Regions from separate parts of the Homo sapiens genome. Here all the other regions are linked to region 2. Evidence: chromatin contacts called from ENCODE Hi-C or POLR2A ChIA-PET data. All regions are on one chromosome and are shown on one strand. The core of a region is the stretch at or near the end of the contact, and the rest is flanking DNA. Distances in the headings are between cores, read along the strand shown. Region 1 has its middle 23 kb from the start of EIF2B2. Region 2 holds the start of FOS (Fos proto-oncogene, AP-1 transcription factor subunit). Region 3 holds the start of RPS6KL1 (ribosomal protein S6 kinase like 1).

Region 1 (3,214 bases), core at 381-2,880, 300 kb after region 2:
CCGGGCATGTCCTCATGGGCTCTCAGCCCCAGGACAGGAGGAGCTGGGCAAACACACAGGAGACCAGCAGGCAGCAGGAGGGAGCCAGGCGTTTCCCTGGACGGCGGCCATCGGGCTGTTGTTGGGATCCAGTTTCAAGCTCCTTCGAGGAGAGCCGCATGGGGTCATCCCCTCCACGACGCCCCAGGAAGGAGACTGATGAGCAGACAGTTGTTAACGCCGCGCCGCCGCCGCCACCGTGGTGATTAAGGCCGCAGTAATTGGCCTCGCAGCCAGGCAGGGGCCGGGCCTGACAGCCGGCAGCCGCCAGGGTCTGCAGAGTAGGGGAGGGGGCGGCCCGTGCTGTAGCTGTGTGCGCTGATGGGATTAGGTTGTGAATTGACACTCAATCCTCCTTAGTGATTTCCTTCCTGGGGCCCCAGCCAGGGCCAGGACTGTGGGGATGGGGGTGGGCTGTGGGCAGAGAGCAGACATCAGCCTTTCCAGGCTCCTTTTAAGCTGGCCACTAGCTGGGGTGGGGGTGCAGGGTCTTCATCCAGGACTAAGCTTGGCCAAAGCCTGCTCTGCAGTCCCTCCGCAACTGCCCAGCCAGCTCCATGTGGAGGATGAGCTTTTCCAGTAGGGACCTTCTTTCCCACATTCCCACTGGTGCTTGGCGCTAGTCAAGCCTTGCGGGTGGCCTCTGTACTCCCAGCATGGAGCCTGGCACAGAGTAAGTTTACTAAGGATATTGGCAAACGGAATGGATGGATGTCCTCTTCCCTGATTGGCCTAAGTGCCTTGTGGGAGAATCTCTGTGACCCCCTCCAAGGTCTGGGTGGTACCTGTGGGAGCATTTTTTTACAATCTCAGGAGTGAAGAGCTCTCCAAAGACCACTAGGTCCCTGGCCCTGCCTCTCCCAAGAGCATCCCTCCAGCCCTCTCTGCTGGGCAGCTGTTCCACACTTCTGAGTTCTCCCCCCTGCATTCGTGCCTGTGTGCATGAGCATGTGTGCGCATGCATGCACCTGGGGATGTGTGCTTACGTCCGCCCAGGAGGGACACTGGCTATTTTCTTCCCCACGCATCCTCCGTGTCCTCTTGGCTTCCCGGGGTCCCTCTCGGAGGTCCTAGGCAGGAAGGAGGAAGGCTGTGTGTCTGGCGTGAAGGCCTGTGGGTCACGAGCTTTCCAGAGCCTTCCTTGTTTACTCTTCAGGCCGAGGCCCAGGCCACATCGGCCTCCCACCTGCTTGTCCCCTCAGGCTCTTCCCTGAGGGAGTGCCCCAGGCTCTCTGTGAGTAAGAGCTGGCTCTTGGCTGCTCTAGGCTATGGCTGGAATAAGGGGCATCCCCTCCACTGCTGGATGTGCTGGAGGCCAGGGCGCTAGAGACGGCAGCAGCCGTGGAGGGAGCACACAGGCCCAGCTGTCAGCCTCAGTAGGCAGGGGCAGAGCCAGCTCCCACTGGTGGTGTTAGGCAAGAAATGCCCCTAAGGCCTGGGGAGACATGTGCATATCCCAGGCACGTTCAGGCTGAAATGCAATCCGTCTTGCCTTCTTGCCAGGTTTGCCTTGAAAACCCCTCCACTGCCAGCTGCTCAGCTCTGCCCAGCCTAGGCCTCCAGGGCCCCAGGCTCCGCTGCCTGAGGAAAACCTGGATCCTTCAGGGAGGAGGGGCACCGCCGCCGCATTCCAAGGAGACCTCACACCCTCCCTCGCCTGCTGCTGCTTCCTTCTTATTCTTCGGCCCCTCTCCCCCATCCCAACCCACCACCCCCCCAGGGCTTTTCTAGCCCTCTGCTCCTCACATCCTCCTGCCCCCAGGGAAGAGGCTGAAAGCTGTGGTAGGATGAGCACGAGGCCTGGCTGTGCAGCCCGGGACAGCCAAGAAACTTCTCTGAGCCTCTGTTTCCTCATCTTTAAAATGGGAGTGACGAATGTCCACACCCTAATTACTGGCCTTGGAAGGATATCAATGATGCATTGCTGAGCGAAAGCAGCAGGATGTAATTCAGAAGGCATTGGAGATGCTCTGGAAAGATAGCCAATAAATTGCAGTCAGAGGCTACCTGCAGAGTCTGGGGGTGGTGAGAGAGGGACAGAGGAGTAATGGGTGTGTGGTGGGGAGAGAATTTTCACTTTTTACTTAATATACCTTGAATTTTGTTTCAGCAAGTATGTACCCCTTTTGTGATAAGAAAAAAAATGAAGACATTATTTTTCAGAGTTGTTCCCAGCTTTAAATGTGAATGTGTATTTGAATGACGGAAGAAGCCTCGGGCATGTGTGGCTGGGACAGGCTGCTCTCCTTCCCCGGAGCTAAATGACTCAGGTCTCCTCACTTGTCCACCTCCTTCCCTGAGGGGGTTAAAGCAGCAGCACTTCTGGAACAGAGAGAAGGGAGCCCAGAAGCCCCAGCAAGGCCAGAGGCCCACTGGGCCACAGTGGGGTGGCATGGAGGTGGCACCCCCACCCCGCCTTGTCCCTCCTTGTCTCCTGGCTGCGGTGGCCGCCCGGCAGGCCACTAGGGCTGCCCACTCTGCCTGGCTGGAGACCTGCTTCCAATTATCCATGAAATCTGAGCTGGAAGAGACCTATTAAAGCCCCATTTAGTTTGATCCCCCTGGGGGCCAGGGATCTTTTCCGGCGACATCCCCCTCCTTGTCCGACTGGGACTCCAAGCCCTTTGGATGTTATCTCCTCCTGGGTCAATATTGTGACAACTCCAGCTGTGACCCAGGCCACCCCAGAGCCAGAGCTGGTCTGCGCCTGGCCTGGCGAGGTGCGGAGGGGTGGGGGTGGAAACCCAGCTCCCTTCCCACCTTGAGGTTCCCGCTGCCCACTCCCCTCCTTTTTCCTTTTTTTCAGCTGCAGCAGGACCATCCCGCCTCCAGCCTGGCCTGCACCCCACGTTCCAGGCTGGTCCACAGGTTGCTCAGTGGCTCCTGGACCTACCTGGTCATCCCATAGGAAGCTCTTACTGGTAGGGACTGTCTTTCCCATATTCCCAGTCGTGCCTGGTACAGGGTTGCATGTTTCATAACACCCTGTTACATAAGAAATAATAAATAATGGTGATTAATGACTGCCTCCCCTCGTCCCTGGGCTTGCCTGGGTCAGACCTCCCAGGGAAGGCACAGGGGCTCCTGGAGGAGAAGGAGGAGGAAGAGGAGGAGGAGGAGGGGAGCAAGGGGTGCAGGGGGCACCCTCTATCCCTCCACATCCTCCCCAAGCACC
Region 2 (3,415 bases), core at 336-2,835:
GGTGTGACTTGCATTTAAAATAAGATCCTCAGCAAGAGAACAAAGAAGAGCCCAGTCTGAAAGCATGCGGTAAGAAACTTAGGGAAGAAACTATGAGAGTACTTCTTAGGGTGAGACTCAGAGTCTGAGTTGGGATGGAATGGGCTTGGAGCCAGGGCTCCCAGTTACGGATGTGCAGCCAGCCCCATCAGTGGCTTCATCCTCTGTACTGGGCTCCTGCATCTCCGGGGCTGCTTCCCACCCAGCCCCCACATTCCCAGGAAGAGTACGCTAGAGTTCCTCACCTGTTCCACCTTGCCCCTCCTGCCAATGCTCTGCGCTCGGCCTCCTGTCATGGTCTTCACAACGCCAGCCCTGGAGTAAGCCCCAGCGGAGGGGGCGGGGACTCCGAAAGGGTGAGGGGCTCTGGTCTGCGATGGGGCCACGGAGGAGACGAGGGCGGGCTGCACCAGCCACTGCAGGTCCGGACTGGTCGAGATGGCAGTGACCGTGGGAATGAAGTTGGCACTGGAGACGGCCAGGTCCGTGCAGAAGTCCTAGAACAAAACAGAAGGGGAAAGCCGACGTGAGCGAGCAGGTTCCGGACACAGGTGGGGCGAGTTCCCAGTGCCGCATGCAGCAGTGAAGAGAAACGATCCTGCCACGGACATTTCATCTTAAATGTCCCTCATCCTGGATGAAAGGTCTCCCCCTTTTCCTCCCAGGCATTCCGCAGCGCAGTGCCTGTCTCTTCCATCCTGCCGCTGCGTTCCCGTTATCCCTTCAGCATCACTTGCTTGAAAGGGGGTTTGTTATAAATATCCCTGACGTCTGCGCTGACGCAGGCGCCGCTCCGGAGTCTCCAGAATGAACTCGCTTTTTATCAATGAAACTGCCTTACACACCCGCCCGCTGCACCCTCCTCCCTCATCCCTCCTCCGTGCTCCAGGCTGCCGGGGGAGGGGGGATTGCCGCTTTCTGCCACCTCCCCGGAGAAGCCAGGCTCTAGTTAGCGAGTTTGTGCTTGGGACACGTCTGCTCCAGCTAATGTCAGAGATCCGTCCTGGAGTGCAGACCAGAGGTTGCTCAGAACGAACCTGCCTCCCGAAGGGGGAACCAATTCTTACTATGGCAAGCGTGCGTGCGCTCAGAGCAAGTCCCGAGCCCCCGAGCCGGCACCGCTCCGGCCACGGCAGCCTCCCTCCAGGCACAAGGGAGCCCCCTACTCATCTACTGGAGCGTCCCGCCCGGTGTCTCCTCCTCCGCGACCCCAAGCCCCCGGCCCCGCGGCGACGGGAAGCCAGCCTTACCTGCGCGTTGACAGGCGAGCCCATGCTGGAGAAGGAGTCTGCGGGTGAGTGGTAGTAAGAGAGGCTATCCCCGGCCGGGGACGCGCTGCTGCAGCGGGAGGATGACGCCTCGTAGTCTGCGTTGAAGCCCGAGAACATCATCGTGGCGGTTAGGCAAAGCCGGGCGAGGGGCCGAGGGGCGGAGACAGGTGGGCGCTGTGGAGCAGAGCTGGGTAGGAGCACGGTCACTGCTCGTTCGCTGCGCCGCGGCCGCCGGCTCAGTCTTGGCTTCTCAGATGCTCGCTGCAGATGCGGTTGGAGTACGAGGCGCCGCAGCCACTGCTTTTATAACAAGCGTTTTATGAATGAGTGTAAACGTCACGGGCTCAACCACGGTGGCGCCAGAGGGGTGGCGCGCGGGCCTGGGCGCTTCTGCGGCCGCCCGGCTGCGTCCCCAGCGCTCGCAGCTCCCTGCCCCCGCCTTGGCGCGTGTCCTAATCTCGTGAGCATTTCGCAGTTCCTGTCTCAGAGGTCTCGTGGGCCCCCCAAGATGAGGGGTTTCGGGGATGGCTCCCCCCAGGGCTACAGGGAAAGGCCGTGGAAACCTGCTGACGCAGATGTCCTAATATGGACATCCTGTGTAAGGGGGGAGGGATTGACGGGAACTGCTCGCGGGCTGCAGCCAACACCGAGGGTGCAGTGCGGGGGGAGGCGGGGGCCGCGGCTGGGGGAGGGGAGGCGGGAACGGCGCAGAATGAGAGAGAACATTCGCACCTGGTTCAATGCGGACCCTTGTTCCCGAGGTCGGGGGGGATGGGGCAGAGAGCGCCTTTTTACCCTTGTACGGAAACTGAAGACAGTTCTGAGGCTCAGAGATAGGAGAAACGGCATCGAGTACAGGACCCCGAGGACTTAAGCCTCGGCTCCCGAAGGAATGCGCCCCTACCCCCATCCCCAATTCTAGCCCTAATTCAGTGCAAAGCGTGGAAGCAGACCTTCATCCCCTAACCTCCAGCCCTCGGGCTCGAGCAATACTAGCACTGTTCCTGCGTTTGGAAGCAGAAAGTGGAGGATCCAAAATAAGAGAATACGATAACCTACTTTACGATACTGGGTACTTTATTTATTTATTTTTTTAAAGAAGACAGCGCATTTATTTATTTATTTTTCTCGGCCATGTGTGGGAATATTAAGGAAACTGTCAAATCCCTGAGACACCAGCAGATAAACACTGTGCAAAACCTACGTGCGAAGACATTTGAAGGGGGTGTCTGCCCGGTTCTGAGCTGGGCCCCAGGGGTAGGGAGTGCGAGGTGTGGTTATGTGGGCAGGGTGGTCAGTTCGGGATGACAAGGCGGGGTGTGCTTCCTGCGGGGAACTCAAATCTGCGCTGAGGGCTGGTTCGGTCCCGCCAGGAAGCTGTGCTTACGGGAGCCCGCAGCGGGTGATTTTCCAGCGCGGACTTGGAGGGTGGAGGACGGGGGCTGGAAGGACAGTGTCCAGCTGCGCCTGGGCGGAATACCTCGACTGCTGGGACCCCAGGAGCGGCTCCACGTCCTGGAACACGGGGCTTTGGGGAGGCAAGGTGCTCCAGAGTGTGCCACGCCCCCCAATCTCCTGCCCTGCTGCGTAGGACAGCCGGGGTCACGCTGCCGGGGCTCAGCCCCAGCGCGCTGGCCACCTCCAGGGCGCGAAGACGCATGTCCCCGCACAGCCCCGGTCTTCCCTTCTCCACTCTTCGGGCCCGGGGGTCGGGGCCCGCGGTGGGCACCTGGAGAGGGGCGAGGCAGGATGAGGCCGGCGGGCGGATAGTTCGGGGCGCGCGGGGAGCCGGACCGCAGACCTGCCTCCAGCCGCCGCGCCCGGGAGCCAGGAGATCCTGCTATAGATAGTAACAGGGAAGCGGCTGTTTACAGCAACACAGCGCCGCCAGGGCCGTCTCCAGGCAACGCCGCGCGGCCGGGCGCGCCGTCGGCCTGGCGAGGCCACCCTCCCTCCCAGCTCCCCTGGGCCGCGGCCTCCCCGGCCCGGCCGCGGCCGCTCCCGTCGCCTGACATCATCCGCCGGGTCCGGGGGCTGAGCGGCCCGCGCGAGGCTGTGCGCTAACCTCCATTCTTAGAGATCCAACCCGGCAGGAGCGGGGAGGG
Region 3 (3,520 bases), core at 1,007-3,506, 360 kb after region 2:
CAACTCTTACCACTGTCTAATTCTAGAACATTTGATGACCCCAAAAAGAAACCCCATACACACTGTCCCCTCCCTGACATGAACTTTCTGTCTCTGGAAACTTCCTATAAATGGAAGTATACAATATGTGTCCTTTTGTGACTGGCTTCTTTCACTTAGTATACTGTTTTCAAGGTTCATCTATGTTGTAGCATGTATCAGCACTCCACTCTTTTTTATGGCTGAATAATATTCCATTATACGGATACATCACATTTTATGCATGCATCAGGTGATGGACCTTGGGTGTTGCCACTTTTTGGCTATTATGAATAATGCTGCTATCAACATTCATGTGCAAGTTTTTATGTGAACATATGTGTTCAATACTCTTAAGTATACACCTAGAAGTAGATTGCTGCGTTATATGGTAAATCTATTTTAACTTTTTGAGGAACTGGCAAATTGTTTTCCAAAGCAGCTGTTCCTTTTACATTCTCATCAGCAATATGCAAATTTCTCCAGATCCTTGTCAACACTTATTATTGTCTTTTTCGTTGTGGTCATCCCAGTGGGTGAGAAGTGGTGTCTCCTTGTGATTTTAATTTGTATTTCTCTAATGACTAATGATGTAGAGCATCTTCTCATGTACTTATGGCATGCATTTGCATATCTTCTTTGGAGAAATGTCTATTCAAATTACTTGCCCATTTTTAAATGGGATGTCTTTTTATTGTTGAATTTAAGAGTCCTTTATATATTCTAGATACTAGACCCTTATCAGATATATGATTTCCAAGTATTTTCTCCCATTCTATAGGATGTGTTTTAAAAGTTTACTTTTGGGCCAGATGTCATGGCTCACGTTTGTAATCTCAACACTTTGGGAGGCTAAGGTGGGTGGATCACCTGAGCTCCAGAGTTTGAGACCAGCCTGGGCAATATGGTGAAACCCCATCTCTACTAAAAAAAAAAAAAAAAAAAAAAAAAAAAAGGAAATTAGCCGTACTGCAAACCTAGGGTGGTAGGTAAAGAAGTGAGGCCTAGAGTGTATTTTGGTTTGTTTTCTTGTTTTGCTTTTAAGAGGGGAGAAACAAGCATTATGTTTGTATCAGGTGGGAATTATCTAGTGGGAGAGACGGGAGAATCGCTGGAGTGGTGTCGCTGAGTAGGTGATGGCACGGGACTGATGCCCACCTGGAAGGGTGGCCTTCGATGGGGCACAGACAGTCACCTGTGGAAAAAGGTTGGAAGCAGAGTGTGGGCACAGCCCCGCCCGCGGGCCAAGAGCAAGCCTGTGGGAGTCTGTGCGCCACTGCTGTCAAGGGAAGGATGAAGCAACAGTGCTGGCTGAGAGTGAGGATAGGGGGACGGGTGGGAGTCAGAGGGAGAAAGTATGAAAGGGTGTCTAAGGTAGAGCAAGTGCAGCCGGGGGACAGTGTGAAGCCAGTCAGCACTGAACCTGCAGGTGAGATCTGTGTCACAGGGTTGCCTGTGATCTGTTGCCCCATCACCCAGGCTGGAGTGCAGTGACACGATCTCGGCTCGCTGCAGCCTCAACCTCCCGAGCTCACTCCATCCTCCCACCTCAGCCTCCTGAGTAACTGGGACCACAGGCACACGCCACCATGCCCAGCTAAATTTTGTAATTTTTATAGAGATTGGGTCTACCTATGTTGCCCAGGCTGGTCTTGAACTCCTAGGTTCAAATGATCCTCCCGCCTCAGCCTTCCATAATGCAGAGATTACAGGCATGAGCCACCGCACCCGGCCTATGTCTTGAATTTTAAGCTCGGTTCTGATATCAAAAGCCTTCTATTGCTGGGTTCTTTACTCTCGGTAGCCCTCACTAGACTGTAAGCCCCATGCGGATGTAAACAGCGCTGTCTAGTTCACGGCTGTATCTCAACATCCAGCTCCTCATGCATGGGAGACTCTCAATACATAGCATTGAATCGTTGAATAAATGAATGAAGCAATGAATGAGAAAAGTCCTAGAAGTGGCACGTCTAGATTTCTGAAGCAGCCCCTTCCGCATCCCTGGATGATTCTAGACCTGCTCTCCCCACCCACCCCACATCCCATCCCACCCTCCCCTCTCTAAACCGCCCCCCGCCCCTCACAGCCCAGCCGTGCAGACCTTGCGGCTTTAAGGCCGGCAGGAGCCGAGCCGGGCGGTGATTGGTGGTTTATTCTAAGGCTCAAGTATGAGCTCATCCGCAGCCAATGGCCGCGCTGCACCGGCTGGCCCCGCACGCTGGATGCCGGAAAGCAGCGGCCCGCGGCGCGCTCTGGCGTGAAGGGCCGGTACGTGAGGGGGAGGCCTGGCCCGCGGACCCGGCTCCCAGCTCGGGCAGGTACGGTGTTTTGTCCGGTCCCTTCTCCACCCTCCCAGGCGAGGGGCCCCCTCGGCCGTCCCTCCACCCTGGGACCGTGCACCTTGCGGCTGGGGCCCCGTGGGTTGCACGCGCCGCTTTCTGTGTCCAGGCGGGGCCGGCGGCTCTGCCCGGCAGGACCCTGCCCGGCGGGGTGGACCCTGAAGCCAGTCCTACCCGGGCACCCCCCAGAGCAAGGCCTCAGAGCCTCAAGTTCCCCTGGGCTTGGCCGAGCAGGGATGGTGCGGCCTCCCTCTGCCTCCTGGCCGCATCCTGGCCGGGATTCAGCTCCCCGCCGGCTGAGGCTGTGGGTCTCCCTCCCCGCCCCACCGCCCATCCTGCTCTCTCCTCTTTCTCTCCAAATGACCTGGGGTTGGAAGTTCCGGGTCCTGCCCATTCCCAGTGGGACCTGGGAGAGCAAAGGCGGGGTAGCTTTGTGGGCCTCTCTCTGAGCCCCTTCCCTTCCCGCAGCCACGGCTGTCATCCCTTTGGCCGCCTGGGTCACACATTGCTCAGGAAGAAGCTGCTGTCAGGTCCTTGGAGGCCACATGACCTTCTCAAAAGTAAAGCCAGGAGGACAGAGCGACCCTCCCTGGGGCTGGGTCACCCTGCCCTCTTCTACCCCCCATCCAACGTGGCACCGAGTCTGCCACTCAGTCATTCCGTCTGCCAACAGTTCTTACAGCCCAGCTCTGTGCTCTGCTCTCTGCTGGCTCCAGGAGGGGTCCTCACTCGCTGACCACACTGACCTCAGGACCAAGGGAACAAAACACAGCAGGGGCAATCCATCCGGTCCACGGAGAAGTGCTAAACCCCAAAGGGTAAATGAGATTCCCACAGGAGGAGCAGGGAGGAGACAACAGGCAGGGTGGAGGGAACAGCATGAGGAACAGCATTTGAGCCCAGCGTGTGTGGCCTCCATGTGCTGAATGCGTACTGGATACCAAGCTTGCTCTACGGAGGCCCTGTGAAGGTGGCTGTGGATCACAGATATCCTCAGCTCTCTCCAGAGCTCAACACAGTACCAGATGCTCCAGAAATGTTTGCTGAACTGAATTTGACTGGAAAGGAAAACAGAGCCCCAGGCCTGCGCGGTGGCTCACGTCTATAATCCCAGCACTGTGGGAGGCCGAGGCAGACGGATCACTTGAGGTCAGGAGTTCAAG

Evidence for each region. A loop is a pair of places that touch in the nucleus more often than their neighbours do. ChIA-PET counts read pairs that join two places held with the same protein, here RNA polymerase II (POLR2A). Pooled maps may share reads with other maps.
Region 1: a map of tibial artery shows a loop between it and region 2 (6-fold over the local background). The contact joins the enhancer-like site here to the promoter of FOS in region 2. A Hi-C loop is called at or near these places in 1 of 168 maps with a recorded cell type or tissue (tibial artery). POLR2A ChIA-PET finds 5 or more read pairs at or near these places in 2 of 52 experiments (AG04450 and H1).
Region 3: a pooled map shows a loop between it and region 2 (5-fold over the local background). The contact joins the promoter of RPS6KL1 here to the promoter of FOS in region 2. A Hi-C loop is called at or near these places in 4 of 50 pooled maps.

Annotation. Positions count from the first base shown.
Region 1 is chr14:74,977,952-74,981,165 of GRCh38, reverse strand. No RefSeq gene overlaps it. Among named protein-coding and RNA genes, the nearest start is that of EIF2B2, 23 kb to the left of the region's middle. RefSeq lists enhancers at 1-618, 619-1,244. Within about 2 kb of position 1,630, at least 9 of the 41 ENCODE cell types and tissues checked have a DNase peak (open chromatin) inside an H3K27ac peak, as active enhancers do.
Region 2 is chr14:75,276,998-75,280,412 of GRCh38, reverse strand. It overlaps FOS (Fos proto-oncogene, AP-1 transcription factor subunit), which reads right to left and starts at 1,585. Exons shown (of 4, transcript NM_005252.4): 1 at 1,290-1,585; 2 at 285-536. The coding sequence starts at 1,430. RefSeq lists enhancers at 1-667, 1,254-1,313, 668-1,595 and silencers at 1,684-1,743, 2,094-2,183, 2,912-3,415.
Region 3 is chr14:74,921,996-74,925,515 of GRCh38, reverse strand. RPS6KL1 (ribosomal protein S6 kinase like 1) reads left to right here and starts at 2,256. Exons shown (of 12, transcript NM_031464.5): 1 at 2,256-2,336; 2 at 3,031-3,520. RefSeq lists silencers at 2,031-2,090, 2,181-2,590 and enhancers at 1,961-2,731, 2,732-3,503.